Regions from separate parts of the Homo sapiens genome. Here region 1 is linked to region 2. Evidence: chromatin loops called from intact Hi-C (ENCODE). Cell type or tissue: chondrocyte. All regions are shown on one strand.

The links. Peaks named below come from ENCODE experiments on the same cell type or tissue, not always from the same donor. Only the 100,000 strongest peaks of a DNase experiment are listed, where the experiment ranks them.
Region 1: it touches region 2 in a loop (2.8-fold over the local background); 2 of 110 quality-filtered maps call a loop at or near these places.

The regions. Positions count from the first base shown.
Region 1 is chr13:100,389,510-100,397,509 of GRCh38, reverse strand. All of the region lies in intron 19 of PCCA (propionyl-CoA carboxylase subunit alpha), which reads right to left. LOC124903201 (a long non-coding RNA gene) reads right to left here and starts at 6,307. Exons shown (of 2, transcript XR_007063854.1): 1 at 4,795-6,307; 2 at 1,068-4,657. RefSeq lists enhancers at 4,441-4,735, 4,004-5,203. In chondrocyte, a CTCF peak has its summit at 4,630; no DNase peak of the experiment used is centred here.
Region 2 is chr13:99,978,884-99,986,883 of GRCh38, reverse strand. ZIC2 (Zic family zinc finger 2) reads right to left here and starts at 5,100. Exons shown (of 3, transcript NM_007129.5): 1 at 3,745-5,100; 2 at 1,775-1,938; 3 at 119-1,561. The coding sequence starts at 4,819. The coding sequence ends at 1,202. RefSeq lists enhancers at 2,143-3,342, 7,552-8,000 and silencers at 5,311-5,440, 6,269-6,518. In chondrocyte, CTCF peaks have their summits at 4,240 and 6,435; DNase peaks (open chromatin) are centred at 5,473, 6,413, 6,908, 7,293 and 6 weaker places.

The sequences.
Region 1 (8,000 bases), 410 kb before region 2:
CGCTCTTTGGGTTTTTTTCCCCAACTATAAACATCGTATTACTTTTTCAGAGAAATGAGTCTAAAGCAAAGAAAGGAACATGACTGAGGCCCTAATATCAATCAGGTATTTTAATATACATCACACTCACAGAATCCTAGGAACGATCCTACAATGGAGACGTTACTAACCACATTTTATAGATGACAAATCTGACACTCAGAGAAGTTACATAATTGCTCAAGGGTCTACAGCTAGCAAAACAGCACATCCAAACCTAGGCTGATTTGATGACACCTCGACCCAGCCAATGCAGATACTTGTCAGTAAGTTTATTTGGTAGGAAAACACAGTGGCAAGGGTCACTATTTTATTGCAAATAATGGCCACTCTAATAATTAGTGTGGTAAATCCATGACGTCTGGGGTTTATACCAGGGAGTTTGCAACAGACACTCAGTAGAGTGTCCATGAATAAGGAAGGGCCTCTAAATGGACAAGGATCAAACCTCCCACAGGGCAGGAGCCAGTCGGCCCCATACCCTAACAGTGTAGGTGCGCGCCCTATCGTGGAAGAAAGGGAAACTGCAGGTTTATATGGGCTTTTGAACCACAGCAGGGCCTTGGGGACAGAAATGGGGAGGCAGAAGAAGCAGCTTTCTAGGTTCACCAGCCTCACTCAACAAAATTTCCCAAAGTGAATCACCAAGACACGATGATGACCTCTATAACTACTTCCCAGGTAGTCTGCTGTAGATTCAAAAGGGGCTTCATAAAATAAATACAATTCTAACAAAGAATATTAGAATGTAAAAATATTAATCAGTACTGACAAACCTTGCTAATATATGTTGGCACATTTTATTTTTTGTCTTATTTTTATTATATAGATAAGAGGTTTCTATATTGCCCAGGCTAACCTCGAACGCCTAGCCTCGGCTGCTTATGTGCCAGGACCACAGGCCTGGGCCACTGTGGCTCCCTTTTGTCTTATTTTTAAAACTTTCCAAGAATTTTTCATACAATGGAAAAGAACTGCTTGCAAAGTAAAAGCTACTTTAGCTTCTTTTAAAAAGCAAAATATCCGTGTTTTAGAGGGAAGAGAAATCATTTCTGGGGTGCTTATTACATCAGCCACTGTACTAGAGCCTTTATATAAAATCTCATTTAATTTTTACAAAAACCCTGGAGAATACTATCCCTATTCTACAGATAAGGAAAACTAAGGCTAAGAAAAGATAACTAACTTCTGCTGGATTCCACAGCCAGCAGGTTCAGGATTGGTATTTAAACTCAAGTCCACCTGCCTCGTGACCCTTGGTTTTCCTCTATGCCAACATTCAGGTAAACACCACTGCTGCAGTGGTTCAGGGAGGCTAAGTAACTTTTCCAACTTTACACAACTGGTAAGTGACAGAGGTTTCTCTATCTTCAGAGACTATTGTTTTCAGCATAACGTTAAATTATTGTTTCTCTACCATCCCCTTAGGTAACTCCAAACTAAACCTTGTGGGTAAATGCTGATGGTAGATAGGTTGATTTTTACAAACTAAAGATAACAGAGGAAAACTATGATTGCTTGTGTCCCTATATCCAAAAAGACTGACGTTTCTTTTTTATAAGACTGCCCACTCTGCATGATAAAAAACGTGATTGCTGTGATTTGTTACTTATTAACTTCAACTACTAGAAATAGGGCTCCCTAACAAGTTGTCTTGCAAATTGATATAAAAGATAATTACCAAATGTTCTGCCTTCTGAGATTCTATATTTCTACCAAGATTTTTAGAGCTTTTTCAACAAATAAAAACATTACAAAATCATGGAACACTGTACCAAAGGCAGAACCACTAAAAGAATATTTAAATCACATCCATAATTTTAAAAAATTATTTAATTTACACAAATGTAATAAAATATTCCTGAGCCACACCCATAATTCTTTTAAAATTAGGAACTCCACAAGATAGTCACAAGACATAAAACACACAATCAAGAATACAGAGATGGAAACCTAATTGTATATTGGCCCTTTCCGTGAAAACTTTTTCTGACCTATTGCTATTATTGCTCCAAATACATTTTTTAAACTTTTTAAAGCCTTTGTTGATTATTTTTAATCTCTTCAATGGTGGTATATCCCTTGCCACTGAGTTTCAGAAATTGCCACAGTTACGCAGTGCTGAGTCTGGTGAATAAGATGGAAAAGATCAGTTATGGCTAAGAAACAAGACAGAAATATAAGCCTACAGATTCTACAGACTCTTGGATGGAATATGGAAACAAGACACCAAAATAATTTGTGGGCTATATTACTATGTGTTTTCAGTGTGATCTGTGGCTTTGGGATAATTTTAAGCTTGAACAGTCTAAATTAATTTTGTCTTTCCTTAAAGGCAAAGAATAATTAGAAGTCTGAAATTTGCTTTTAGGATTTTTATACAAATCAGGATGTTAGAGCAAAGAAAGTTTTAGATATGCAAACCTGTGCCCATGAGTGTACAGCCCCAAACCCCCTCAAGCATTTCATCCTAAACACAATGCATGAACGGGATTCTGGGAGAGATCACAACCCCCTGAAATGTAATTAGAATCACGGACACAGAAGATAAAAGCTGCCTTGATGATGGAGCACGTCAGACCCTGGACACACAAACTGGAAAGACAAGAAAGCAGTTTTTTCAGAGTAAATTGAAGTAGCTATTCTAATGAAATGTGAAGGTTTAGGGATAATTTAAAAAATATTAGTAGTAGGACATATTTTTTAAAAAACATAATTTTACTATGAAGGATATATTTCATTCTTTCAACATATTTATTGAGAAGCAGACCTGACCTGTGCACTGTAGGCAAAGTGAATCAAAATGCAATTACTATTTGGGTCATGGTAACCCTTGTTAGTTGATTCACTTTGTTTTTGTGGTTAATATAAGCTTCTGAAACAAACAACTACCCTGTTACCAGATTCAGTTACTGGTTTCTATCTTATATTTTGGGTTTAGGGAATTACTCAAGTTTACGCCTATTTTCAGTTCATGCCTCTCATAAGCAAAATCTGCAAACACACAGCTGCTGTGATAGTCTGACAGAGATCCATTCCACAGACCTCTGACTGCCACCAAGAACCAGCGCTGATGCAAAAGGAACCTCGCTGAAGAAAGCTGTGTTTTCTTAATAATAACAGTTGTATAAACATAAGGTCTTCTCAGTTAAAGGGAAACCAACATCAAAAAGCAGTACAACATAGAACCCTAAACCCCTCTTTCTTTGAAGAAACCCGTTTGAAGCGAGGTGTTTCTAGTTATGGATGAATGAAATGAGAATTCAGTTGCAACAAACGGACATCCAGTTCTACGAAGGACTAATTAAATCCATCTGAGAAGCTGCATCTCAAACCGCCTCACACATTTCAAAGGAAAGCACTCCTCTGCCTTTTGCTAAGACATCAAAACACTCAGTCACAGCTGACGCATACAGAGGCTCTACAACAATGTTATTTTTATGGACTACAAAGCTCCACAAAAGTAATGTTAAGAGTTTGCACTATTTCATGACTAAAAATTCAGAGTTAAGGCAGAACATTTCTATGTATCACTATCTGAAATTTCTTTCCAGCCTCCAACTAGTTTTGTAGATCTTCTACCTGATCTCAAAACAAAAACAAAACAGATGCATCAGTCTTTAATGTGTTTCATATACTTGCTAAGTAGAAGTGGTTAAAAAATTAATCAAAGAATTAGTCCTAGTTGCACCATTAACTTTTTTTCCTTATAAACAAAACCAGGATTTTGATGTTCAATTAAGACTCTTGAGTAGGCAGGGTCCGGTAACTCATGCCTGTAATCCCAACACTTTGGGAGCCCGAGGTGTACAGATCATGAGATCAAGAGTTCAAGACCAGCCTGACCAACATGGTGAAACCGCATCTCTTCTAAAAATACAAAAATTAGCCAGGCACGGTGGCGGGCGCCTGTAAACCCAGCTACTAGGGAGGCTGAGGCAGGAGAATCGCTTGAACCCGGGAGGCAGAGGTTGCAGTGGGCTGAGATCACGCCATTGCAATCCAGCCTGGGTGACAGAGCGTGACTCCATCTCAAAAAAAAAAAAAAAAAAAGACTCTTCAGTAGTTAATAAAAGCCAGCAGAAGCAGCTGCTGAAAACTTTAAAAACTTGGTTTGACAAAAATACTCCATTTAACAGCCATTTTTTGGCCTTTAAAGTGGTAAAAGAAAGTTATATTCAGAATTTGGGATATTATCCCAACAGGATAATGTGGTGTTAGTGTCTATCCTCCCAGGATTTTCTGCCTGTCATTGGTTATGGTGAGCTCATATAATCATATTGAGCAATCGTGTTTTTTTCTTAAAGAACGCTATTAAATGTGACACAACCCATAAGCAGGAGAAATTCAATTCTTCAACATTTTCTTTTCAACATACATAGAGAGACATACAACTAACACCATCCAGATGGTTGCTAACATTCAGAGTTTCTTCCCATGGCAGAAGACCTTAGTAAAAAGAGAAGCAGGAGCCGTCAGGAGGCCCCAGGCTTCTGGCTTCTCTCTTTACTTACCAAGTAACCTTGGGTGAGTCACTTGACCTTCCCTGGGTGAGTCACTTCCCTGGGTGAGTCACTCAACCTTCTCATCCCCTCTTGCTGTTAAGTGAGGAGTTGCCCTAGGACAGCCAAATTCCTGTAAGTTTTGAAAGTCTGTGACTTTTTTCTCCAAATGTGAATTCATTAAAACGCTACATGGATTCTGTTTGGAATCCCACTTATCAGTTATTCACACAATGGAAACATGGTAACTTACCACCTCTCTGCTACCTCCTCTGCCCCAAGGAAATTTCAGGCATTCCATGACAGTTTGGTAAATTAACTCCAATTCAAAAGTTTTCAGGTCACAGGAAATTTTATAGAAGAGATTAAATTTCTGGAAATTAACACACTGCTACATTACTGACAGAGAAAAAACTGTGAAGAATAAGGCAGATTTTGTTGACCCTTCAATTTTAAAAAGAGTAAAAAATGCCTATGCTTTGATATTTGAAATCACATTTCCTAGGTGCTAAATTTATAAATAAAATCATTGTTTTCTTTAATCACAACAAATTAAACTAGCAAACACATTGACTGAATTTTGATATCCCATTATGTAACTAGTTTGTTAAGGTGTATGAAAGGCAATTGTCAACGCATATCTGCCTGTATTTTTTGGAGACAACATTCTAATTTATTAAAGAGTTTCCATGACCACTAGGGAAGCAGTTTTTGGAACTCCTTCCTTCCCGCTTCACTGTTCTCTCTCTTCCTTCCTTCCTTCCTTCCCCAACTCCTCTACCCTGCCCCCAATGAATATTTCCTGAGAAGTACAAGAAGTGTGACAGTGAACAAGACTAGGTCCTTGCCTTTACAAAGCTCCTATTTTAGTGTGAAGAGGCTGAAATTAAACAAGTGGACAAAGAAATAAACACGAGAACTCAAGTGCATGATAAGCACAATGATGGAAATGAACACCATCTTAAGTGACTAAGGGGTCACTTAAGAGACCAAAAGCTAATTCTGCTTCCAAATATAAAAACACAGAAGACAAAACAAACAGTAACAATAACCCAAAAAACCTCTCATTCAAATTCATGACTAAAAGAATTTGATTAGATATCAAATATGAGCTTACTGAAAATATGATGTTAATGTATTTATTTATGAAAGTGATCTAAATATGTATTCTATTAATTCTCACAAGACACCAATTTGAACACAATTTAGACTTTTGAAAAACGTGTTGATCAATAGTATTCCCTAGAACATACTTTATAAACTGCTCCTATAAAAGCTGGCTAGATAATGAATAATGTCACAATAAAATCGAAACCCATAGTTTAAAGGCCCTTCAGGATCTGCCTATCTCCACCTCCCTCACTGGCACCTCTCCGCCTAGCCTCCCTGTGTCCTGGCCTCCTGGACATGCAGAGCTGCCTTGCACTATCTGACCACATGGATTGATACCCCATCAACTCCTGCTCCACGACTTCAAATGGAAGCTTGGTTAGCCTAGCCCTTCTGTTGTGTTTAAGTCAATTCTTGCTCCCAGCCTCAACAACATTCCACGTACTTCCAATTTCTAATGCCATAATCAACTCCTCCCAGTCTCACCTCACCTCTTCCCCCACAGCAGCCATCACAGGTGAATAAGTCACCAACTCTCCCTTCATCTCCACCCGCTCCTTTGTCCTTTCATATAAAAATGGAACAGAGGCTGGGTGTGGTGGTTCATAAGGTCAAGAAATCAAGACTATCCTGGCCAACATGGTGAAACTCCGTCTCTACTAAAAATACAAAAATTAGCTGGGCGTGGTGGCGTGCGCCTGTAGTCCCAGCTACTTGGGAGGCTGAGGCAGGAGATTCACTTGAACTCGGGAGGTGGAGGTTGCAGTGAGCCAAGATCGTGCCACTGCACTCCAGCCTGGGTGACAGAGCAAGACTCCATTTCAAAAAAAAAAAAGCACAGAGGCCCTTCTCCTAGTTCTTCTTTTTCTCCTTATTCTTTAATCATCAAAAATTCCCTTCTTCTGGCACCTGTTATCAGCACTTAAGAATTTATTAAACCTTTAAAAAGTCAATCCCCTCAACACCATGGCCCACTCTTAACGACCATGCCTTTAGAAGAGTCATTCACTCCACTTGTCCGCATATCTCAATGTCTGAACTCACCACAATTTCATTTCTGGCCCCATTACAACACTGAAATTGTTCTCAATTATTTTCACTAAATCCAATGGATAAATCTCAGCCTTAGTTGTTTTTTTTGTTTTAACATGACTTCTTACATTCACTGGCATCAATGACCTCATCTTCTTAAAACAGCCTCTTCCTTTAAATTCTGAAACAACACAACTTCTTGGGTTTTCTGACACAGTCTCTTTCAATGCTCCTCTTCAGTATCCTTTGCTGATTCTTCTTCCTCTGCCCATCCTTTAAATCTTTAGCATACCTCAAGGTTTCATCTTTCTTGGTCCTCTTCCCTTTTCTACTTTCTCCTCAATTCAACCCGTGTTCAACTGCCATTTATACTACTGGAGACCGAATCTCCCCCAAACTCTCTCCTGGGCCACAGAACCTCACATGCAATGACCCAGGAAACATCTCCACTTGTGTATCTCACAGATCCCTTCAAAATTATGTCTAAAATTGTCTTCCTATTTCTCTAGACGTAACCTCTCTATGCTTCAATTTCCTTATACTTAAAAATAGGACTAATAATAGTACTTATGCTTTATAGGATTGGAATAGAAATGAAAGTAGATTGTACATGTTGACTACAATTGTTGTTAAATAACATATTGCATGTGGATCACTTAGAACAGTGCTTGACACATATTAAATATGCAATATATATTAGCTAATATTATTACTGCTCAATAAATGCACGGTTAATTCTACATCTTAAATCTCTTCCATGTTGATCCATTTTTTCTCCAAAATACTTGCAGCTGAGGCTCACAGCGCCCACCTGCATGACTGCTTCTAGCAGGCCCTCTTCCTCCAGTCTTGCCTCTCCAAACCTATTCTCCATCATGAAGGCAGAGTGATCTCCCAAACAGGCAACTCTGTCCGACTCCCTGCAGGCAAGCCTTCTGTGGCTCTCCACTGCACTCCACACACATCCAGACCAGGTTCAGGGCTGGCACTTTCACATGGCCGGGTCCCAGCTGCTTCCCCTGGGGCCTGCCCCTCCCATCTCACCACTCGTTTCCCCCTCCCTGCCTGCCACCAGGTCCCACACTTCAAGCTTTCTGTGCTGCAGTCATACACAACTTCTCTCTTGCTTCAGACACAATTAACTTTCTTAGTTCTCTTTCTGCTTTTTTTTGGTGTGTGTGTGTTTTTCTTTTCTTTAACTTCTATTTTACATTCAGGGATACATGTGCAGGTTTGTTACATAGGTACACTTGTGTCATGAGGGTTTCTTGTACAGATTATTTCATCACCTAGGTATTAAGCCTAGTATCCATTATT
Region 2 (8,000 bases):
CCCCAGAACGCGTGTGCCTCCCGCCCACTCAGGCTCGCTGAGGCGTACCCAGGTCAATCCTCAGCTGCCTCTTCCCCCATTTTCTTTAATAACTTTGCTAGAAAAAATAGTATGTTCATGCAGTTTCAACACATTTTATTATATTTCTGTATGCATTACTCTCAAAACATCACAAGAAATGATCAAACCACTTAAAACCTTCAAATAAAAAATCTGAAACAGTTTATGCCCACAATTGTACATATTTATAGTTAAGAAACATTCTTTATAAATATTGTTTCCTCTGTAGCAAGTTAATACCATAATTTAATTACAAATGGATAAATATGGTAACGGGTATTTACAGAAGGAAGGGTGTTATTACGGAAAAAGCTAACGGCACGACGTTTATTTTTCCCCCACAATCTTTCATACAGGAACTAACAAATTGAACTTGCAAAAGCACTAAAACATCACATGTAAACCCAGCTAACAGAAAAATACATTCACAAGCGTTGTTGGTGGTGGTGTGTATGTGTGTGCTATGGGTCAATGTGCTGAAGAAACAGAAGGGAGACTTTGGCACGGCTCATTTTTTCCAGTCTATAGTTACATGAAGTTTACAATCAGGTTGCCTCATAAAAAGGAACACAATATTCAATACCACAATACAAAATAAACCATTTTCTTCCACATTACTTAAAAAGAAACCGGGTAAACTAAAAAGAGAAAAGAGAAAGCCCATCACTTTAGGGAAGGGAAGGGGCGGAAGGCGGGGAGGAACGCAATCCGGAGTTTTACAAATGGACAAACTTCTATACACCAAAAAGCCTTTAAAACCACCTCGGAGGAGAAAGGAGGAGTCCGCTATGTACACAGTTTGTCAGAAGACTGGGAACAGGGTGGGAAAGAACGTGGGCATGGAGATTAGCAGGGAGGTTTGGTTCAACATTTTTGTGGGTTTTTATTTTTTTATTTTTTATTTGTTTTATATTTTCAGCTTCAAAGACTCCGGAAGGGATATTTTTGCTCTTCATGCCTAGATTATTATTAAAAAAAAAAAAAAAACTTTAAAAAATCCTTCTGCTGGTAAAATTTTCATCATCATAAAAATCAGATTCATAATTTTAACAACATGATCACAAGGTGCCCTCGCTGCTAGCTGCGGGGAGGGCTGCTGCGCTGGGGTGGGGACAGGGAGAGGGAGAGAGGCCCCGACCCGTCACACGTACCATTCATTGAAGTTGGAGGAGAGGCCGCTGTGACCCCCGGCTGTCCCGCTGCCCCCGCCAGAGCTGCCGCCGCCCCCGCCGCCCGCCCCGCCGCCGCCCCCGCCACTGCCGCTGCCGCCGCCTGAGCCGCCTCCCGCGCCGCCACTGCCCGAGCCTCCGCCCCGGTGCACCGCGGACACCGCGGCCGCCGCCGCCGCAGCCGCCGCCGCCGCTGCCGCCGCCGCTGGGGACAGGTTGGAGCTGCTCTGGGGCTCGGCGCTGGGGGACACCAGCCCCGGGGGCGTGGACGACTCATAGCCGGAGCTGGCGGCCGGGGAGGATTCAGAGCCCTGCGGGGAGGACTCATGGACCTGCAAGACAAAAGCCGGGAGGGGGGACCAGAGGGGACTGGGTGTGAGTGCAGCTGCTGTGGGGCCGGGCCCCTGGGGGAGAGCACCCCCAGAAATGTTCCCCCCGCCGCCCTGGCCCCTGGGGACCCTCCCAGGCCGGCTGAGGTGGTCCGGGCCAGTGCTGCACCGGCGCCTCGGCCTGCCTCGCCCTCCTCCCGGCCGCCGCGGTGGTACCTTCATGTGCTTCCGCAGCGAGCTGGGGTGCGTGTAGGACTTGTCGCACATCTTGCAGAGATAGGGCTTATCGGAGGTGTGGACGTGCATGTGCTTCTTCCTGTCGCTGCTGTTGGCGAAGCGCCGGTCGCAGCCCTCAAACTCACACTGGAACGGCTTCTCCCCTGTGGACGGCAAACATCGGCGCTGGCTGCAGACACCCAGAGCCTGCAGAGCCCCCACTCAGGCTGCGAGGGGGCTGGGCCGCGGCGAGGGAGAAGGACCTGAGGGGGCTGGGTCCCTCAAACCAGTCCGATCCCCTCTGCGGCAGAACTAAGATCAAATTAACCGCCTTCCCGCCCGACAGTCCTGCTCATTTATTTCGTATTTTACTTTCTTCCAGGCTGACGTCCATCTCCTCAAATTTCTCAGGAATGTGGGGAAGCTCCTAGCCCTGCCTGCCTTTCTAGAGGGCTTCTTGGATTTGCAGCTTCTAACAAGTTGCTCTCGCCACGGAGAAGCTGTTATTATGACAAAATATTTGGGGCATTATCAAAATCACACAGGCTGCTGGGCTGCTGTCGGTTTCTCGCCAGGGCCAGTAAGCAATTACATTTGGAGTTGCTACGTGTTGTTTGGGGGCCGGGCTGTGGAGAGTGACTGAGCCAGTATTTTTCATCCAAAATTCTGCAAATTGAATTAACCACAATTCTAGTCTCACCTCCCGTCTTTAAAAAAATAAGTTGAAGAAAAGGTAAATATTAGAGATAAGGCAGCATCTAGTGACTGCGGAGAGGCACAAGCTGGTGGGCGAGGGTTGGGGGAGTCAGCAAAGCCTTTCAAAACCTCCCCGTTTAATTTTCTGGCTGTCTCTGCATCCTGTTGCCAGAATTCCAAATGCTTGGAGTCATTTAGAGGTGCGAGAACTCAAACGTCGTTCCACTTGGAAAGGGGACCGTTTAACGTTAAATTCCATTAGCACCTAAATTGTTTCTTAAAGACATCCGCTCAGACACAGGACTCGAAAGCGAGCATTTCATGCAAATAAATTTCTCAAATTTTAAACCTTGTTAAAAGCTTGTCTCGCACCTCGGCTCCCTCCCTTCCCGGAAGAGAACAATAGGCCGCTGGCGCATCCCCACTTCGGAGTAAATATTGACGGGGGAAGTTGCTAAAACATTTGGCTTTCTTTTAGGAAATCGTCTGGCACGATTTTGGCTGAGACCTGGTCATAGATGAATAATCTATGAGGCGGGAGGCGCGTTCTTTTGCGGCTCTCTCTTCTCACGCGATCCCCCCGCGGGGCCGCGCTGCCTGGGGCTCTAGCTGACCTGGGGCTCTAGCTGACCTGGGTCCAAGTTGGGAATCGCAAACTCTGTGGTGCCCATTAGAGAATTTCACAAACTGCTGCGAAACCACAGTAAAGCCCCCGCGACCCACCCCGAGACGGGCTTTAAAAACACTTTAAAAATGAGAAACGCATTACAGCTTCGGCTCACACCAGACTCATTTCATGGGAAACAGTCCCGGGAAGGGCGTTTGGACCCCGAGTAAAAGAAGTGGGAAAACACACAAACCACTCAGACAGACATACACTCCGAGCAGAAAAGCACATTCAGACAAGCTGGCAAAATCCTCTCTAGGCTCGCTTCCCGGGCACCGAATTAGCGAGCAGTTTTATTTTGTGCTTTCTACTTAAAACGGAAATTATTAACCGGGGCTGAGCAAACGAAGCAATTGCATGACCCAAGCATACATTTGATGTGAGGCTAATCATTCAAAACTCGATTTCCGCACATGGAAAAACCTAGCCCAATAATATTGTCATCGTCCAACAGAAACAAGCTGCTGGCTCTTTCGTACACGCAAAAACACCTCCCATCCCAGGTCCCCGGCTGGCGGTCTGCGCCCAGCGTCGGCACCCACAGCCTGAGTCTCAGCCTGTGCGTGTCTCCCCTCCGCGCCTGGTCCCTGTCCCAGCCCGCGGTTACCTGTGTGGGTCCTTTTGTGGATCTTGAGGTTCTCGGAGCGCGCGAAGACTTTGCCACAGCCCGGGAAGGGGCAGGGGAAGGGTTTCTCGCCTGTGTGCACGCGGATGTGGTTGACCAGTTTGTATTTGGCCTTGAAGGGCTTGCCCTCGCGCGGACACTCCTCCCAGAAGCAGACGTGGTTGCTCTGCTCCGGGCCGCCGACGTGCTCCACCGAGACGTGTGTCACCAGCTCGTGCATGGTGCTGAAAGTTTTGTTGCAGCTCTTCTTGGGATTGCTCAGTTGCTCGGGGTCGATCCACTTGCAGATTAGCTCCTGCTTGATGCACTGCTGCCGCATATAGCGGAAAAAGGCACCGGGGTGGTGGTGGTGGTGGTGGTGGTGGTGGGCCGCGGCTGCTGCCATGTTCATACCCATGTTCATATTCATGGGGCCGTACTGGTTGTGGAGTTGCGCCGCCGAGTAGGGGTCGGTCCGCGGGCTGGCCACCTGGCGGTATTGCTCCGAGCGCCCGAACACCTCGCCGGGCAGCCCGAGGCGCATCTGCCCGTTGAGCACATTCTGCGAGCCGTGCGGCCCGTGCTGCTCTGGCAGGCCCGGGAAGAGGAGGTGGCCCTGCGCGTCCGAGTGCGCGTGGTGCAGGCCGCCCGCGCCCGGCCCGAACAGCCCGTGCTGCCCGCCGCCCGGCGCCGAGTCCCCGAAGCCGCGGCTGCGGAACAGGAAGTCCCGGGTGGAGTTGAAGGGCGGCCCAGAGTAGGAGCCAACGTGCGCGGCGTGGGGCCCGAGCGCTGCGGCCGCAGCGGCAGCCGCAGCGGAGCCGGGGTAGGCGCCGGGGCCCTGCGACGTGAACGCCGAGCTCTGGCCCGGGGACAGCTCGTGCGCGCCCGGGTTGAGCTTGAAGGCTCCCATGTGCGCGGCGGCGGAGTCAACGAAGCCGTTCTGCGCCGCCGCCAGGCTCAGTTCACGGTCCTGCATCTCGGCGGCAGCCGCCGCCGCCGCCGCGGCGGAGTGGTGATGGTGGCGCGCGAAGCTGCCCACCCCGATGGCCGGGAACTGCGGACCCGCGTCCAGGAGCATGGCCAGCGCGCCCGCCCGCCCCTGCGAGCCCTGCGCCTCCGCGCCGCCTCGACTCCCGCTCCCGATCCGCGCGGTGCGTCCGGCGGCCACCGGGCTCCAGGCGCAGGCGGCGGTGGTGGCGGCCACTTCAGCCCTGGGAGCCGCTCTCCTGCGCCCGCCGCCTCCGCCGCCGCCTGGATCTGCCTCGGGCGGCCGGGCGCGTAGCGAAGGCGCGGAGAGGAAGAGGAGGAGGAGGCGGCGGCGCGGGAGGAGGAGGAGGAGGTGGAGGAGGAGAAGAGTCCAAAGCCAGGCGGAGAACCAAAGTGTATTAAAGGAGCTGCGGCGGGGGCGGGCGGGCAGGGCAGGGGAGGGCGGGCGGGAGGAGGGAGCCGGAGGGAGGTGTGGGGAGCCGAGAGGAGAGGGGGGCTACCGGGGGGCGAGCGCCGCGCCGCAGCCCCCACCCCTGCGCGCACCCGCGCGCGCACGCACACACTCACTCGCACGCCCAGCGGACCCGGAGCCCGGCCGCACCGAGCAGCGCCGGTAGAATGCAGTCACAACCGCGGCGGCCGTGCGCACGCCAGGCAGACGGGCGAGGAGAGGACCGAGGCGAGCTCCGCGCTCGGCACCCGGGGCCAGCGCACCAGCGGCTCCACCTGACCGCGGCGGGGGCGCCGGGGCGGCAGGCGGAGTCCAGGCGTCCTCTCCGCGGCGCTCTGCGGCGACAGCTCCCTCCCCCGCGGCCCTACTCGCGCCGCCCCGCGCGCGGCGGTTATTGTTCGGAGCCGCGGCCGCAGTGTTTAGCCCTCCTCGGCCTCGGCGCTTGGCATTGGCTGCGCCTCGCGTAGTAAACTTGCAGTGGCCACGAATTTCCCCAGATGAAGGCAGCAGCCGCGCCGCTCCCCCTTTCTTTAAGTTGTGCCGGAGGAGGAGGCGGGGGAGTAGGGGGGAGGGGGATGTGGGAGGGGAGAAAGCGAGCAGGGGGAGGGGAGGAGGGGGAGGCTGGGCTGAAAAACAATAACAACAATAAAAAAGTGATCTCTCGCTCGCCTCCTCCCTCCCGCCGGTCGGGCCTGGGCGCTGGGCCCGGAACTAGTGACCGCGCCGCGTGGACCCAGCGCAGTCCGCGACCCGAGGGAGTGTGAGGCCCAGGCGGGCTCCCAGGTCTCGGCTGCGGTGGGCTGCGTTCGCCACCGCCTCCGTTGATTTCGATGGGCGCCGCCAACGCTGCAGCGGCAGCCTTTTATTTTTTATTTTTTGTCTCCTCCTTTTCCTCTCCCCTCCCCCCGCACCCCCTAGTCTCCCGCCCCGGCCTCCCTCCCTCCCTCCAGCTCGAGGCCGGGCCCCCCCGGTCAAACCGCCCCTTTAACGGCGGCTCCCGCCCCGCCCGCCCTCCCGGCGCCGCGATTGGCCGCCGCGGCCTAGTCAGTCCCGCGCCCCCGCCCCGCTGCCGGGCCCGCCCCTCAGTCCTCGCGCTCCCTGAGCTGCTGCCGGCTCAGGCAGCCGCCGAACGTGCCCGTGGGCCCGGCCTGCCATCCTGCCGCGCTTCTCCCGAGACCTCGGCGCCGCGGCTTCTAGTCCTGGCCGACCGCGGCGCTCCCGGGAGCCGGGCGTCCAGCGTGGCTCGGACGCGGGCCCGGGCCGCGGGGTCAGGGCGCCCTCAGCCGGGTCAGGAATGGGAGGCAACCCAGCGCTCCAGTCTTTCTGCGTAGGCCACCGACTTCCCCGGGATCTGAGCAGCTCCCAGCGGACACCGAAAACCCCGGGGACGCCTGGCCCGAGCACTCCAGGCCGCTCGAGAGGTGGCTAACAGCTGGGTCGCCTGGCAGGAGGCTCTGCGCGCGGGGACATTTCAGGCCCGGGGCCTCGCCGGGAGCGCGCCACAAGGAGCGGCGGGGGGCTGGTCTGCTGCCCGCTTGGCACGCTCCCTACTTTCACCCCGCCTTTGTAAACTTGCTCTGTGGCATTGAAACCACAGGTGCAGGACCGTGGGCACAGAGAAAGCCAGGCATGCCCCTTCTTCCCACCCTCCGGACGCCCACCCAGACACCGCCTTCCCCGCCCCCCGCGGCGTCCCCGTCCGCCCCTCGGCGCGCTGAGCTCCCCACCCGCCGCTTGCGTCCTGCTCCGTTTACAGCAGTAAACACTGGGCAGCGGCCCCTGCGTGGAAGGGGGTTGTTCGGAAGTCGTTTAAAGACAGTGTCACCCTCAGGGTAAATGCCCAGAAGCCGGGCCGCGCATCCTTGGGCTGAGAAGTGTGGGAACGCCCGAGACCAAGCGAGACTCAGGCCGGAGTTTGGCTGCGGGTCAGGCTCAGGGTCTCGGGAGAAGAAGCCGTCAGACACGGCAGGGCTTAAACCTTCTAGAAAGCATATATATCCATCCACTCCTTCTCCAGGAGCAGGGAGTACCACCCGGGCGGTGGCCCAGCGGCGAGGCCGCTCCCGGCGCCGCGCCTGGCTGACCGCTGCGGACGTTTCCTGTCCCGCCGCCCAAATCTCGCGCTCCCGAGGTAACTAGAGAGGGAACGGAGGGCCCAGAGGCTGCGGAGGTGTGAAGGGACAGCCTGAGGCCAGCGCCTCGGGCGTGTTCTCCTGGCTGGCCTGGAGAACTGCTTTTATTTATAAATCTCTAGGAGTTGAAATAAAATTAAACGAAGAGAAAATAATAAATTTTTCAGAATTATGTTCTGAAATGAAATAAACAAAAACGCGGGAAGAATCCTCTAGCTCACTATGGCTGGCAGAACCCGGGCTCTCTTGCGCCGGCTCAGGCAGCCTCTCCCGGCTTAAGCGAGTCTCTGCAGGTTGGCGCTGGCCGCAGCCCCTTGCATAAGGAGCCCTGTGCCCTCCCTCCGTCCCATTCTTCCCTGTCCTGGGGGTGGGGTGGGGGTGCAAGAAGGAGGCAGGCTGTGGCATCCTGTCTGAAAGCAAGGCAGTTTGCCTGGAAGATGGAGATTCTCACCTTCCCTGAAAGGAGGAAACGTTCCCATTTCCACACCCCTCTCTCTGTGCATAAAAGGGGGCGGAGGGCACTAGCCAAACTGGCCCCCTAGACCTAAAGGGACCTGAGACATAGACGCAGAGAGAAAAGAGAACATCTTTGGCAGAAAGGCTGCCCTGCCACGTTGAATCCATTAAAAATTGCCTAGTGCAATTTTTGTACTACACACTTGTTTGCTTTATTCATCAATTTTTATGGG